Regions from separate parts of the Homo sapiens genome. Here region 2 is linked to region 1. A link is a contact called in ENCODE Hi-C or POLR2A ChIA-PET data. All regions are on one chromosome and are shown on one strand. Each heading gives the region's core, a stretch centred on a gene start or an enhancer-like site at or near the end of the contact. The rest is flanking DNA. Distances are from core to core; before and after follow the strand shown.

Evidence for each region. A loop is a pair of places that touch in the nucleus more often than their neighbours do. ChIA-PET counts read pairs that join two places held with the same protein, here RNA polymerase II (POLR2A).
Region 2: a loop to region 1 is called in a map with no recorded cell type, with 20 times the contacts of the local background. The contact joins the promoter of CGN here to the enhancer-like site in region 1. A Hi-C loop is called at or near these places in 1 of 37 single-sample maps with no recorded cell type. POLR2A ChIA-PET finds 5 or more read pairs at or near these places in 1 of 52 experiments (CD4-positive, alpha-beta T cell).

Annotation. Positions count from the first base shown.
Region 1 is chr1:150,566,412-150,573,374 of GRCh38, reverse strand. The region is part of intron 2 of ADAMTSL4-AS1 (ADAMTSL4 antisense RNA 1); the gene reads left to right. It also overlaps the pseudogene RN7SL473P and the pseudogene RN7SL600P. Among named protein-coding and RNA genes, the nearest start is that of ADAMTSL4-AS1, 4.7 kb to the left of the region's middle. RefSeq lists enhancers at 4,855-5,566, 5,668-6,057, 5,567-6,277. Within about 2 kb of position 4,699, at least 37 of the 41 ENCODE cell types and tissues checked have a DNase peak (open chromatin) inside an H3K27ac peak, as active enhancers do; they include CD4-positive, alpha-beta T cell, where a contact is called at or near this core.
Region 2 is chr1:151,508,120-151,515,082 of GRCh38, reverse strand. CGN (cingulin) reads right to left here and starts at 3,696. Exons shown (of 21, transcript NM_020770.3): 1 at 3,568-3,696. RefSeq lists enhancers at 1,161-1,736, 1,737-2,313, 3,176-3,315, 3,467-4,042, 4,043-4,619 and a silencer at 3,646-4,045.

The DNA of each region.
Region 1 (6,963 bases), core at 3,450-5,949:
CTGCAGTCAGTTGCATTTCTATTTAAAAGTGCATTTTGGTTTGGAAGCCCCTTTCTGGAGCCTAACTACCAAAAGGCAGCAACTTTTTGTATCATTACAAAGAAAGCTGTGTAAGTGCACTCCCAAGCAAAGGTGTGGTAGGAGAGTAGCAGCCACAGAGGACCCAAGCCCAAGTCTTGGCCTGAGTTAAGTTAGTGCTATTGCTCCCATTGACGTGCTATGATGTGAAGCCGTTTCTGGTACAGTGTTCCTTTGCTCAGCACCTTAAAAGCTTGGATTTAATAGTAACTGGGTAACCTTAATCAGTAGTCAGAATTATCAACACTTTGCTTTATTTGACACAACCAGACTTTCTCAGTTCCTGTTCTGTATCTAGAGCAACGTCTTCATACTGTTTTTTCACAAAATTTTTATTTAAAACAGTTGTGACAGCCGAAGGATTTTTTTTTTTTTTTTTACAAAATTAAAATGAAATAACTTGTACAACTGGTGCGTACCATGGCTCCAGCCAGATGCCCAAAGCACTGGCTATTAATTCCTGGAGTTCAGATGGTCAGTTGAGTCTATCCTAGTTTTTTGCTTCACTTGTTCAATCATGGAACTTTCTAGAACGCTGCCACTCTTCAAAGGCTTCTCAATTTCAAATTTGAAAACTTAATTCTCTCCCTCTTAGTTTCAAAGTTGTTACAGTGTTATCTATGTGAAGTATGTGGAAAGTTGGGGGCTGGGGATTTTCCTCCAGGCAGATTAAGAAACAGCTCTCCGGGTCGGGCGCTGTGGCTCAGGCCTGTAATCCCAGCACTTTGGGAGGCTGAGGCAGGAGAATCGCTCGAACCCGGGAGGCGGAGGTTGCAGTGAGCTGAGATCATGCCATTGCACTCCGGGGCCTGGGCGACAGAGCCAGACGCTGTCTCAAAAAAAAAAAAAAAAAAAAGGCACGGTGACTCACACCTGTAATCCCAGCACTTTGGGAGGCCAAGGTGGAGGGATCATGAGGTCAGGAGTTTGAGGCCAGTCTGGCCAATACAGTGAAACCCCATCTCTACTAAAAATAAAAAAAATTAACTGGGCATGGTGGCGGGCGCCTGTAATCCCAGCTACTTGGGAGGCTGAGGCAGGAGAACCACGTGAACCTGGGAGGAACCCCGGAGGTGGAGGTTGCAGTGAGCCGAGATCGTGCCACTGCACTTAAGCCCAGGTGACAGTGTGAGACTCTGTCTCAAACAAAATAAATACCTCTCTAGTGAGGTGGCTCACGCCTGTAATCCCAGCACTTTGGGAGGCCAAGGCGGGCTGATCACTTGAGGACAGAAGTTTGAGACCAGCCTGGCCAACACGGTTAAACGCCACTACTGGTGGCGGGCACTAGTAGTCCCAGCTATTCAGGAGGCTGAGGCAGGAGAATTGCTTGAACCCAGGAGGTGGAGGTTGCAGTGAGCCAAGATCATGCCACTGCACTCCAGTCTGGGTGACAGAGCGAGACTTCCTCTCAAAAAAAAAAAAAAAAAGGCCAGGGGCGGTGGCTTATGCCTGTAATCCCAGCACTTTGGGAGCCCAAGGCGGGCAGATCACCCGAAGTCAGGAATTTGAGACCAGCTTGGCCAACATGGTGAAACCCCGTCTCTACTAAAAATACAAAAATTAGCTGGGTATGGGGTCACGCGCCTGTAGTCCCAGATTGCAGTGAGCCAAAATCACACCACTGCACTCCAGCCTGGCGACAGAGCGAGACTCCATCTCAAAAAAAAACACCTCCGAAAATTTGGTGTCCTTTACTAATAATTCTTGGGAAGTAGAAAAAGGATATACGTAGCAAGCTTTTGTTCCCACACTATACTTGGTTTCTAATTTGCAGTTCCCTTCTTGACCTGCATAGAATAATAGTTATTTTCCATTGGGAAATGAGAAATCTTCAACATTGAGGTAAGTTAGGATTTTTTTTTTTTTAAGAGGTGGGGTCTCACTCTATTGCCCAGGCTGCAGTGCAGTGGGACTATCACGGTTCACTGCAACCTTGAACTCCTGTGCTCAAGCAATACTCCCACCTCAACCTCCAAAGTAGCTGGTACTACAGGTACCTCACCATGCCTTGTGTTTTGTTTTGTTTTGTTCATAGAGATGGGGTCTTGCTATATTGCCCAGGCTTGTCTATTTAGCAGGAGCTCTAGGCAGCCAGATGTTGAGAGTGTCTTCATTTTTCCATTACATGACAGTAGACTGCTTATTATGTATCATGAACTGTTAGATAATGGAATTATAAAGAGATCATTCTTCCCCTTAAGAAACTCAAAAAAAGAGGCCGGGTGCGGTGGCTCACGCCTGTAATCCCAGCACTTTGGGAGGCCAAGGCGGGCGGATCACAATGTCAGGAGTTCAAGGCCCGCCTGGCCAATATGGTGAAGCTCCGTCTCTAGTAAAAATATAAAAATTAGCCAGGTGTGGTGGTGGACTCCTGTAGTCCCAGCTACTTGGGAGGCTGAGGCAGAAGAATTGCTTAAACCCGGGAGGCCGAGGTTGCAGTGAGCTGAGATTGGGCCCCTGCACTCCAGCCTGGGAGACAGAGCAAGACTCTGTCTCAAAAAAAAAGAAAAAAAAAAGAAACTCAAAAAAAGATTGGGGAATAGTTCAAAAGAAACATGACAACTAACTACACATGTCAAAAAGCTATAAAGGACATGGGGACATTTGCGGAAATTTATGGATTGTATGTTACTACTGTATCGATGTTAAATTTCTTGAGTATTATACCTTGTTTTTAGGAGATGCATGCTAAAGAATTTATGCATAACGAATCCCATAATGAGAATGCAAATGTGGCTAGATGTTAAAGTTTGTGATCTAGCTGGGTGCAGTGGCTCATGCCTGTAATCCCAGCACTTTGGGAGGCTAAGGCAGGCAGATTGCTTAAACCCAGGAGTTTGAGACCAGCCCAGGCAATATGGTGAAACTCCATCTCTATAAAACATAAAAAAAATTAGCTTGGCATAGTAGCACGTGCCTGTGGTCCCAGCCACTGGGGAGGCTGAGGTGGGAGAAACGCTTGAGCTTACGAAGTCGAGGTTGCAGTGAGCTGAAATTGTGCCACTGCACTCCAGCCCAGGCAACAGAGTGAGACCCTATCTTAACAAAAAAAGAAACACACACACACACAAAGTTTACAATCTAGTAAGAGTCATAGACATGGACAGAAATAATTAGAAGGCACTGTACAAAGCATTGTAGGGTTGGGAAAAAGCAGGGTGACAACTTCTAGACGTAGAGGGTGGTAAAGAAGGCTTCATAAGAAATGTGAGGTTGGACCTTAAAACATGAGTAACGAGGCTGGGCACGGTGGCTCATACCTGTAATCCCAGCACTTGGAGAGGCTGAGGTGGGTAGATCACCCGAGGTCACCAGTGTGGCCAACATGGTAAAACCCCATCTCTACTAAAAACACAAAAATTTGATGAGCGTGATGGTGCACACCTGTAATCCTAGCTTCTTGGGGGGCTGAGGCCGGAGAATCACTTGAGCCCGGGAGGTGGAGGCTGCAGTGATCCGAGATCATGCCACTGCACTCCAGCCTGGGCAACAGAACGAGACTCAAAAAAAAAGATGAGTAAGAAACACGTACCAAAGCATGGAATTGGGAAAGACCCTCTGGGTGTATGGAGATGGGAGAAGCAGGGATGGACTGTGTAGGTAATTTTCTTATTCCATCTTCCTTCCCTGCCTTCTTTCTCTGCTCGCCGCTCTTGGTCAGTGAATACTGTATGACTTCAGTTTTTCCCATCTCAGGCCTTATATAAAAATATTAGAGCCAGGCGTGGCGGCTCATGCCTGTAATCCCAGCACTTTGGGAGGCCGAGGCAAGCAGATCACCTGAGGTCAGGAGTTCGAGGATAGCCTGGCCAACATGGCGAAACCCCATCTCTACTAAAAATACAAAAAAATTAGCTGGGCGTGGTGGCTTATTCCTGTAGTCCCAGCTACTCGGGAGGCTGAGGCACCAGAATCACTTGAACCCGGGAGGCAGAGGCTGCAGTGAGTCATGATCACGCCACTGCACTCCAGCCTGGGTGACAGAGCGAGACTCCATCTCAAAAAAAAAAAAAAAAAAAATTTGGCCAGGCACAGTTGTACGTACCTATAGTCCCAGATATTCTGGAGGCTAAGGCAGAAGAATCACTTGAGCCCCGGAGTTCAGGGCTATAGTGTGCTACGTTGATCTGGTGTTCACGCTAAGTTCTGCATCAATATGGTGACTTCCTGGGAGTGGGGGACCATCAGGTTGCCCAAGTAGGGGTGAACCTGCCTAGGTTGGAAATAGAGCTGGTTAAAACTCCTGTGCTCCTCAGTAGTAGAATTGCACCTGTGAATAGCCACTGCTCTCCAGCATGGGCAACATAACAAGACCCTGCCTCTTAAGATAAAATTTGGAAAACACTGATAGGAAAAAAAGGCTCTTTGGTCTAAATAAGTCTGGACTGGGTATAAATGACACACAACTGGATGGACTGTGTTTAGGAAGTAGAAAAGACTCAATTGCTTCCTGTATCATGTTAAAGTGGTGACCCTAAACACACAATCTCAGGATCATAGCCATCTTTGGATCTAGACTGAAGGAGTTGGCATTGGCAGGCCTGGTTTGAATAAAGTTGCTCTTTTAAGAGCATCACCTAAGGTAGGTCACTGGAGCCTCACTGGTCCTTCACCCTCTAGGTTTTACATAGTCAGGGAAAGGAACCAAGGTTTTGCCTAAGAGCACTATGCTGTCTGCAGAACAGAATTTTAATAAGAGCTTCCAAAAGTTATTTAACTGGAACCCTAAGATACTGAATGGTGGCTTCCACTCTCCCTGATCCTGTTCCCGTGGGAGACTCAACTATTGCTATTCCCATCCTGATTCAAAAAACCAGTTTGCTCTAGCTGCCCAGACTTCCCCACAGGCTGCATTCTTGCCCATGAGCTCATTGTTTTGGCTTCTTTGCCTGTATAAGTCTACTGCCAGTGCCAGAGGTCTCAGCCCGGGGCCCCCTAACTAGCTGGGGCTGCATTCCATTCAGAATTTCACCACCCCCACTTGGTGTTCTTCCCGCCCTCATGTGGTCACATGTGTATGTTTACTCAAGTTAGCCTGGGACAAGGTGTGCTGGGATAGAGAGCCAAAGAAGCAGAGAAGGAAAAGAATGTTTAACTGTTAGGTTTCATCCTGGATTAGATTTCAGTAAAAATGCTTTCAGTTCTGTGCCCTAAAAAATGTTAATTTTCTTGTCTGGTAGGAGGAGCTGGTTTTGAAAATTTTGCTATACATTTCATAGTCTACCCTACTGGGCTGGTTATGACTCTCAGGTATTCAGATTTGAAGGCGAGAATGCGGTTAATTCTCCCTGGGAAACACCGCATTCACATGCATTTTATTCCTGAAGCTCCTATGCCCAGATCTATCAGGCCTGCCTTTCTCAGCTCACAACGCCATCCTTTAGGTTGCCTGGAGCAGTTCCCACCGTCTCCGGCCCTTGGTGGAAATGGGGGGAGGGGAGACAGCTGGCCTGCTGCAAGGGAGCAGCTGTTCGGTTTCACTGCTTTGTTACTGAACTTTCCTGAGGGGAGGATACCTTGTTTATTTCCTTTTGCATGAGAGCCCAAATCTAAGGAAAGTGGGGCACACACCTCAGGTGAAGGGCTATGGGAAGAGCATTTCTCTTACTTTGCAGAGTTTTGGATTAATACTAGATGCTTAAGCGGTATACTCCTTTCCTCCACCCCCCTCTTCTTCATCTGTAAAAACAAAACCAAAAAACAAAACTGCAGGCTGCGGCTGTGGGAGGTGACTTTTTTTCATTTCTCAGAAATCCCTCATGAGGCAAAGCAGAGAAACAGAAAGAGGGAAACAACTTTGTGTCAAAATGAGGTTGTGTGTGTGTGTTTTGAAATGAGGTGGCTTGTTGTCAGCTTTAAGGAACAACAGCTCTGCAGAGGAGCCTGGTGATGGCGGGGAGGAGTGCTGGGCTACCTGCTTCCTTGCCCCTTGCCCCACTTCAAAGCTGGGTAGTTGGGGTCAGGTATGAAACAGGATGGAAGTCGCTGTATCTTCCTTTCCCCATCATGAACCATGAAAGATGTATCAGTGCTACTGTATGAAAGAAAAATTTGACCAGTCGCGGTGGCTCATGCCTGTAATCCCAGCACTTTGAGAGGCCAAGGCGGGTGGATCACCTGAGGTCAGGAGTTTGAGACCAGCCTGACCAACATGGCAAAACTCTCTCTACTAAAAATGGGGGTGGTGGTGTGCACCTGTGGTCCCAGCTACTTAGGAGGCTGAGGCATGAGAATTGCTTGAACCTGGGATGCAGAGGTTGCAGTGATCCTAGATCGTGCCACTGCACTCCAGCCTGGGCCAGTGAGACTATGTCTCAAAAAAAAACTTAGTAAATGCTTGTGGCTTACCATTATACATAAGCCTATGTTTGCAAGACAGTGTACCTTAAACAAAGACCAGGAATACTGTCATTTCCTGGACCCAGGAAAATTGGCCAGGCGCAGTTGCACGCGCTTGTAGTCCCAGATATTCTGGAGGCTAAGGCAGAAGAATCACTTGAGCCCTGGAGTTCAGGGCTATAGTGCGCTATGTTGATCTGGTGTTCATGCTAAGTTCCGCATCAATATGGTGACTTCTTGGGAGTGGGGGACCACCAGGTTGCCTAAGGAGGGGTGAACCTGCCTACGTTGGAAATAGAGCTGGTCAAAACTCCTGTGCTCATCAGTAGTAGAATTGCACCTGTGAATAGCCACCGCCCTCCAGCATGGGCAACATAGCAAGACCCTGCCTCTTAAGATAAAAATTGGAAAACACTGGTAGGAAAAAAAGGCTGTTTGGTCTAAATAAGTCTGGATTGGGTATAAATGACACAAAACTATCATGAATTTGAAAGCATTTCTAATTTCTTGAAAGTCTGAAAAAGTTTAAACAGAATTTTAGCT
Region 2 (6,963 bases), core at 2,447-4,946, 940 kb before region 1:
TGCAGTGAGCCGAGATCCGCCAGCCTGGGTCACAGAGCAGGACTCCATCTCAAAAAAAAAAAAAAAGATGTTTGTACTTTATTGAACTTGGGTTCTAATTTAATAAAAAGGAGAGAAAAACAAGATATTAAACATGAAAACATTTAGCATGTGACTATCACAAAGCTGACAACAAATATCATCCTTCACACATGCTACTTTGTCCAACAGGCACTTTTGGCTTCACCTGGTTCATAGAAAGATGTCACTTCTTCAGAGAAGCCTTCCCTGACCACCACTCCCACAAACAAGGTCAGTTCTCACAAATCAGCCTCCCACAAACCAGGTCAGATCCACGTTATACGCTCTATAGTTGTCCTTCAGCAGGTTTACTCCAGTTTATATTTATACATTTATTGGAGTAATTATTTCCTGTCTGTCTCCCCTACGAGATAATAAGCTCCTGGAGGGCAAAGACCATGGCTAGCAGCTAACCACTGTGTCCCCAGGTGTTTGGACACGTGGTAGATGTCAACAAATATTTGTTAAAGGCTGTATCCTGAACTAAAGCCCACTTGCACAGCAGTGGGGAGATTTGCCCAGGACAAATCTACTTTGCCTCAGTAACAGGACCTCTTAGCAACAGGACCTCCTCCTGGTCCAGACTTGCTGCCCTATGTAGTCATGATCTTAGAACCAGAAGTGCCTAGATTGCCAGCTCTCAGAAGCCATATGATTTATTCATGATGCAGTCTACCCTGTCAGTACATCTACTGATCTTCCAGATCCAGGTCAAGGAGTTCCCAGCCTAGGCCCAGCAGAGGGCACAGACCCTTGAGCAACAGCACTAAATTATTCAGAGGCAGTGTTGAACACTCCCCCAGGTCCCAGGTTAGGTTAACTCCCTAACCTCAATCACCTTCAGTCCAAGGACATGTGGATCAGGGGCCAGGAGGGCTGAAGGGATCTTTGGGGTGGGTCAGAAAGCAGGGCTCTAAATGATTCAACATGGAAAACCCGAAACCTACCCGCCTTTGGTTACAGAGGACAGTGGGGCGGGACCAAGGCAGCAGGGCAGCTCTGAGGCCTTGCGTAAGCCCCAGAGACAGGCAGGTAAACAGTGATCAAGGGCCAGGCAACATGGAGTCCAGGGCCTGCGCCCTCACCAATGCCTGACCCTACTTTTCTCTCCCCTATCACATGTCCAGGGCTCTCCTCACCAACTGTACTCCAGGAAGAGACCAGACCACAAGTTGATTCAGGTGCATCTGTCTGCTTCTGCCTTTCCTGCCTGCAAGGAGTGGGAGAACACTCTACACCTGTACCAGACAGCCACTTCTCCCTGAGTTACTCATTAGCCTGCCCTGCCCCAATTCCATCACCTCTGGCCCAGCCATATGCATCTGGTTTCCAACTAGGAGTGACAGGGTATCTGGACTTCTGGCAGGAAGTGGGGGTGGGGTGGTTTCGGGTGTGTGGAGGAAGGACTGATTCACATAGGGCCAGGCAATATGCTTGATGCTAAATAATTGGCAGATTTAGAAAACGGGAGAACTTGAGGTATAGAGATTAGAATCCCCTCAGAGGAAACAAGGAAAGCAAATGGTCGAAATAGAAAAGGACAGCTCAGTGACCTTGATGATTTGGCACCCTTTTTCTCATAGTTAGAGATAAGAAGGTTCCCCGTGGATCCAAAAAGAATCCCCCAAGTGGACTCCTGCCCAGGTCCGCTGAAAGAGCAGAAACCTGAGAGCCAGGCTACAGCTGCTTGGCCAGTAGGGAAAAAAACACAATGAGGAACTGGGCCCCTGCAAACTGGCTGGACTGGTTTGAGAGGCAAGGGGAAGGGGAGGGCCGGGGAAACTACACTGGCAGCTTGTAAAGCAGACCAGAGAAATTCCACACCACGGAGGAGGCAGAGGGGCAAGACCACAGGCAGGGGCTCTCCAGCCTTGATGGCAAAGCCAAAGCTCTGAAGGAGAGGACAGAGGGCAGGGAGGGAACAGGCAGGAGGAGCAGATGAACAGGAACCTGGTGACAGGCCAGTATGTGACAGGGAGACTTTGTCTCCCTCCACCCCTCCCTTTGAGGTTCCCAAAGTTGCATTCCTGATCCCACACTTGCTTTGGCCACCTCCCTGGTCCTCAGTCCGCCCCTCCCTGGCACAAAGAGAAGAGCCCTACACCCCCATCACCTCCCACAAGGGGAATGGCATGCAGGCCAGCCTGGGAAACACAGGAAGGGTTCTAGGAAGCCAGAATCCTCTTAGAGTCGGGCAAATCTCTGGATTAGCAGTCCCCCAGAGCCAGCCCCCAGACTCCCAAACATCCAGGATGAAAGAAGAGATGCATAGGCATGTGTAGGCAGCCCATCTACAAACATAGCGGTTGCTAATTATTTCCCAATTACAACAACCTTCCTCAGGCAGGGCTTCAAAGGGGCCAAGCTAAGGTTGACTCTAGTTCCTTTACCTGCCTAAGGCAAAGAAATTTGCCTCCAGTCTTGTCTGGGCCCCAAGGTGCACCTTTCATCTGTCCTGGGGATTTGGAGTTGTAATTTCCCTAGTCTCGTGGTCTCCTGATGAGTCCTGCCTATTTCCTGCCCCAATAGTGCCTGCTGCCATTCTGACAGCCACCGCAGTTCAGGAGTCAGGGATGCCTGGAGGGCGTTCAGGGAGTAATGGGGATTCCTCCAGACATCAAGGAAATTGGTTGGGCTCCCAAACCTCATCCAATGGTCCCCATCTAGAACCACAGAAAAAATATGTGGGTACTTGGAGAAAGGGTTTGACATCCGCCCCCAGAAAGGGGCCTCCTGAGAAATAAGTATTAATATTTATCAATATTTTGCAGGACCAGGCAGGGCTCTTTGCTTCCTCATATCCCTCTCTTGGGGAGTACTCTCTCTCTCTCTCAAGAGGAAGAAGGAACGATTCTCCCTGGCACGAAAGCAAAGGACACAAAGTGAAAGCCTAATGGTTGTACACCTGGTGAAGAGATGAGGGTGCCCTCTCATCTGCCCCTCAGTGTCTCTGATTCGCAACTGCCTTCGGCCGGAGGTGAAGGGCTGGGGAAAAAATCCCACACCTCAGAGTCATCTCAAAGCCACCAGGGTGCTGACAACGGCCAGCTGAGACCGCAGGACGCAGGAAAGACCCTCAGGCGAGCAGCACCTGCAGATGCCCTCCCCTGGCGAGTCTGCACCTCAGGCAGCAGCAGTTCCCGACTCAGCTGGAACTAACTCCTTCCCCGCGCCACCGCTGTCTCCAAGAGAAATTCTGCCCCTAGGGCTGGCGTCTGACCTCCAGAGACATCTGGCGCTGAAACGCTTTCATGCGCTGGGAACAGCCTTCGCCCCAGGTGCCCCTCGCCTGGCACCTTCCTAGCCACCTGCATCTGGCACCTCAGGGTAGGGGTCGGCTCTTAATCAGTACCCCACCCCGCCCCAATCTCCCCTCCTCCCGTCTCCCACTCGGCACCGGTGCCCTGGAGAGGGGCATCTCACACCGCCTCGATGCCTGCCCCTCAAAGGTACCCCTGAAGGCTCGCTTTCCTCTCGGGTGCCCTGGCCCGCACCGGGTCCACTCACCCTAGCCGGGCTCCGCGCTCCCAGGCTTGCGTTCGGGCTCGGGCTCGGGCTCGGGCTCGGGCTCGGGCTCGGGCTCGGGCAAAGCAGCACGCGCAGCTCCGGCCCTCCCCCTCGTCCTCGGAGCTCCCTCCTTTCTCTCCCTCCCACCAACCTGTTACTCCGCTGCGGAGCTCCACCCCCGCGGGCCGTCAGTGCCCGCCCCGCCTTTCCCCGCTCCGGTTGGTCCGCTTCCCGTAGGGGGCGGGGCCTCCGGTGCGGGGACCGGGACCCGGGGTCTCCAGCCGCGAAGGGCGGGCCAGGTCACGTGGACCCACGGGCTGCGGAGCGTCGGGGCGGGGCGGCGAGGGGCGCGGAGGCCATTTTGGGGGCGTCGCGGATGGTCGCGAGTGACCGCCGGCCAAGATCCCGGGAGCCGTCGGCCAGAGCATCTTCTGGGCTCTGCTAGAAAACAGCCTCCTGCCTCCCGTTTACTCCAAGGGAATCGCCGGCCAGGGCCCTTTCTGTCCTTCACCTACCTCTGCAGGAACCAGAATGCTCTTTCGTCACTTTCTGCAGAAAATATCTCCGTTGTCCCCCGACGTCAGAGCCTCCTGCACCTCAGCTCGTCTCCCTTTTCCCTGACCCGAACCAGAACCCTGATCTTGGATTCTCTTTTATCTTGTGGCCTCCGCAATCATTTTGCAGCCTGACATCTTTTTCTATGTAATATTTATCACCTTCTAGTTAATAACATAATTTTAAAAATCATTTTCATCATTTTGCCTCCCGTCCTACGATAAGCTTCACCAGAGCAAGGATCTCTTGTTCTGTGCCTTGCTTCACCCCAAACGCCTACAACAGGGACTGGTACATACTACATGCTTAATAAATATTTGTTGACTGAATGAATGGAAACCGGGGACGCAAATTTACCAAAATAGGAATGACCTTCGTTCTAAACTGAAAGGGACTCAGTTGTAAATTTACCTCAGAGTTAGCCTCTCAAAAAGTAGGGATGCTGATCCCAGTTCCTAGAAAAGAGTAAAAACTAGGGGCTCTGCAAACTGCAGGACCGCTCATACCAGCTGCAGTTAAAACAACATTAAAGCTGGCATCCTAGCTGTTAACCGTTGAGATATGTAAAAAAGAGATTGACTTCGTTTACGTTGCTGGGCTCCGGATTTTGTTCTCATTTAGTTACAACAAATATTTACCCTGTATCTATTGGAGTAGAAGAGGAATCTTCGATGCAGCACAGATTCCGGTGTATTCTCGGGAGCTGGTTTCCGCCCCTCCCCAAGCCTTCAAAAGCTAGGTGTGGGTCCTACAGAGTAAAGTCCACTTACCAGCTCCTCAGCTGGGATGCAAAGTCTCTGCATTCCAGAGCAAGCTGTATATAAGGATTAGGGCCATCAAACCGGCCTGTTCCCTGGGGAGGAACAGCAAAAAACATGTAGTGGGGGTGGGGACAGAAGAGGAAATGTCCTTCCAGGAGCGCACCTCCTGAACACTGGGTGGCTTTTAAAAGACTTTTTTTTAAAAAATTTTTTCTTATTTTTCTTTTATTGTGCAGCCTCCTGAACCAGAATAGGTTCAGAGACACTCCCATGGGATGGTTTTTGGTTTGGGTTTTTTTTGTTGTTTTTTTTTTTTAAGACGGAGTCTTGCTCTATCGCCCAGGCTAAAGTCCAGTGGCGCAATCTCGGCTCACTGCAACCTCCGCCTCCCAGATTCAATTGATTTCCGGCTAATATTTTGTATTTTTTAATAAAGACAGGGTTTCACCAGGCTGGTCTTGAACTCCTGTCCTTAAGTGATCTGCCCACCTTGGCCTCCCAAAGGGCTAGGATTACAGGCGTGAGCCACCACACCCAGCCTGTTTTGGGTTTTTTTGTTTTTGTTTTTGCTTTAGTTTTGTTTTTTTCATTGAGACGGAGTCTCACTCTGTCACCCGGGCTGGAGTGCAGTGGTGCAATCTCTGCTTACTGCAGCCTCAGCCTCCAAAGCTCAAGCGATCCTCCCACCTCAGCCTCCTGAGTGGCTGGAACTTCAGGCGCCCACCACCACACCGGGCTAATTTTGGCATTTTTAGTAGAGATGGGGTTTCCATGTTGTCCAGGCTGGTCTTGAACTCCTGAACTCAAGCGAACCGCCTGCCTCGACCTCTCAAAGTACTGGGACTACAGGAGTGAGCCACCACGCTCGCCCCCACCAAGTGTTTGTAAGGAGATTTTTTTTTTTAATGTGGGATATTAAATTGACTCAGATATTGGAAAGGCGGAAGCGCCTAAACTCCCCTAGATAACACCTTAGCAATTAGGATACTTAGTATATTTGTAGTAAATACCAATTTGGGTGGTTACCCAGCACCATGAACACGAATTACAAGGATAAGTGGGAGCCTCTGAGTCACCGCCTTCGTCATCTGTTCTTCAAGGAAGCACTCAGTCTGAGAGGTACATCCAGGCACAAGTGACAAAGGCGACACCCTGGTCTTTTTCCAGAGTTCAGAAGACAGGTGATCCCTCTCCTTAAGAAATGCTACAGGGCCAGGCGTGATGACTCATGCCTCTAATCCCAGCACTTTGGGAGGCCAAAACAGGAGGATAGCTTGAGCCCTGGAGTTGGATCGCTTGAACCCAGGAATTCAAGACCAGCCTGGGCAACACAGTGAGACCCCATCTTTATAAAAAATAATAATAATAAAATTTTTTCAAAAAAGAAATGGCAAAATTGGCCAGTTTATAAATACAGCAAAAACAGAATTTATAGCAAATATAATACCCAGAAAGAAGAAATAACACTGATAGATGTTAAAGAGAGAAGTTTTATTTTATGAAATGGGATAATAGAGAAAGTTTTAGGTAAATTGCAGGTTTCATCAAAGAAGTGGATTTGCCATCCTCGCTAACATGGTGAAACCCCGTCTCTACTAAAAATACAAAAAATTAGCTGGGTGTGGTGGTGGGCGCCTGTAGTCCCAGCTACTTGGGAGGCTGAGGCAGGAGAATGGCCTGAACCCAGGAGGCGGAGCTTGCAGTGAGCTGAGATCTAGCCACAGCACTCCAGCCTGGGCGACAGAGCGAGACTCCATCTCAAAAAAAAAAAAAAAAAAAAGTGGATTTGGAACCAAATTCCTCTCCTGCAATTCTTTCCTGAATTCTCCAAGATTCACTGATACCACTAGCAACTCTACTGAATTGTTCTCTCAAAGATCACCCGTTTAAGGCCGGGCACGGTGGCTCATGCCTGTAATCCCAGCATTTTGGGAGGCCAAGACAGGCGGATCACGTGAGGTCAGGAGTTCGAGACCAGCCTGGCCAACATGGTGAAACCCTGTCTCTACTAAAAATACAAAAATTAGCCGGGCATGGTGGTACATGCTTGTAATCCCAGCTACTCGGGAGGCTGAGGCAG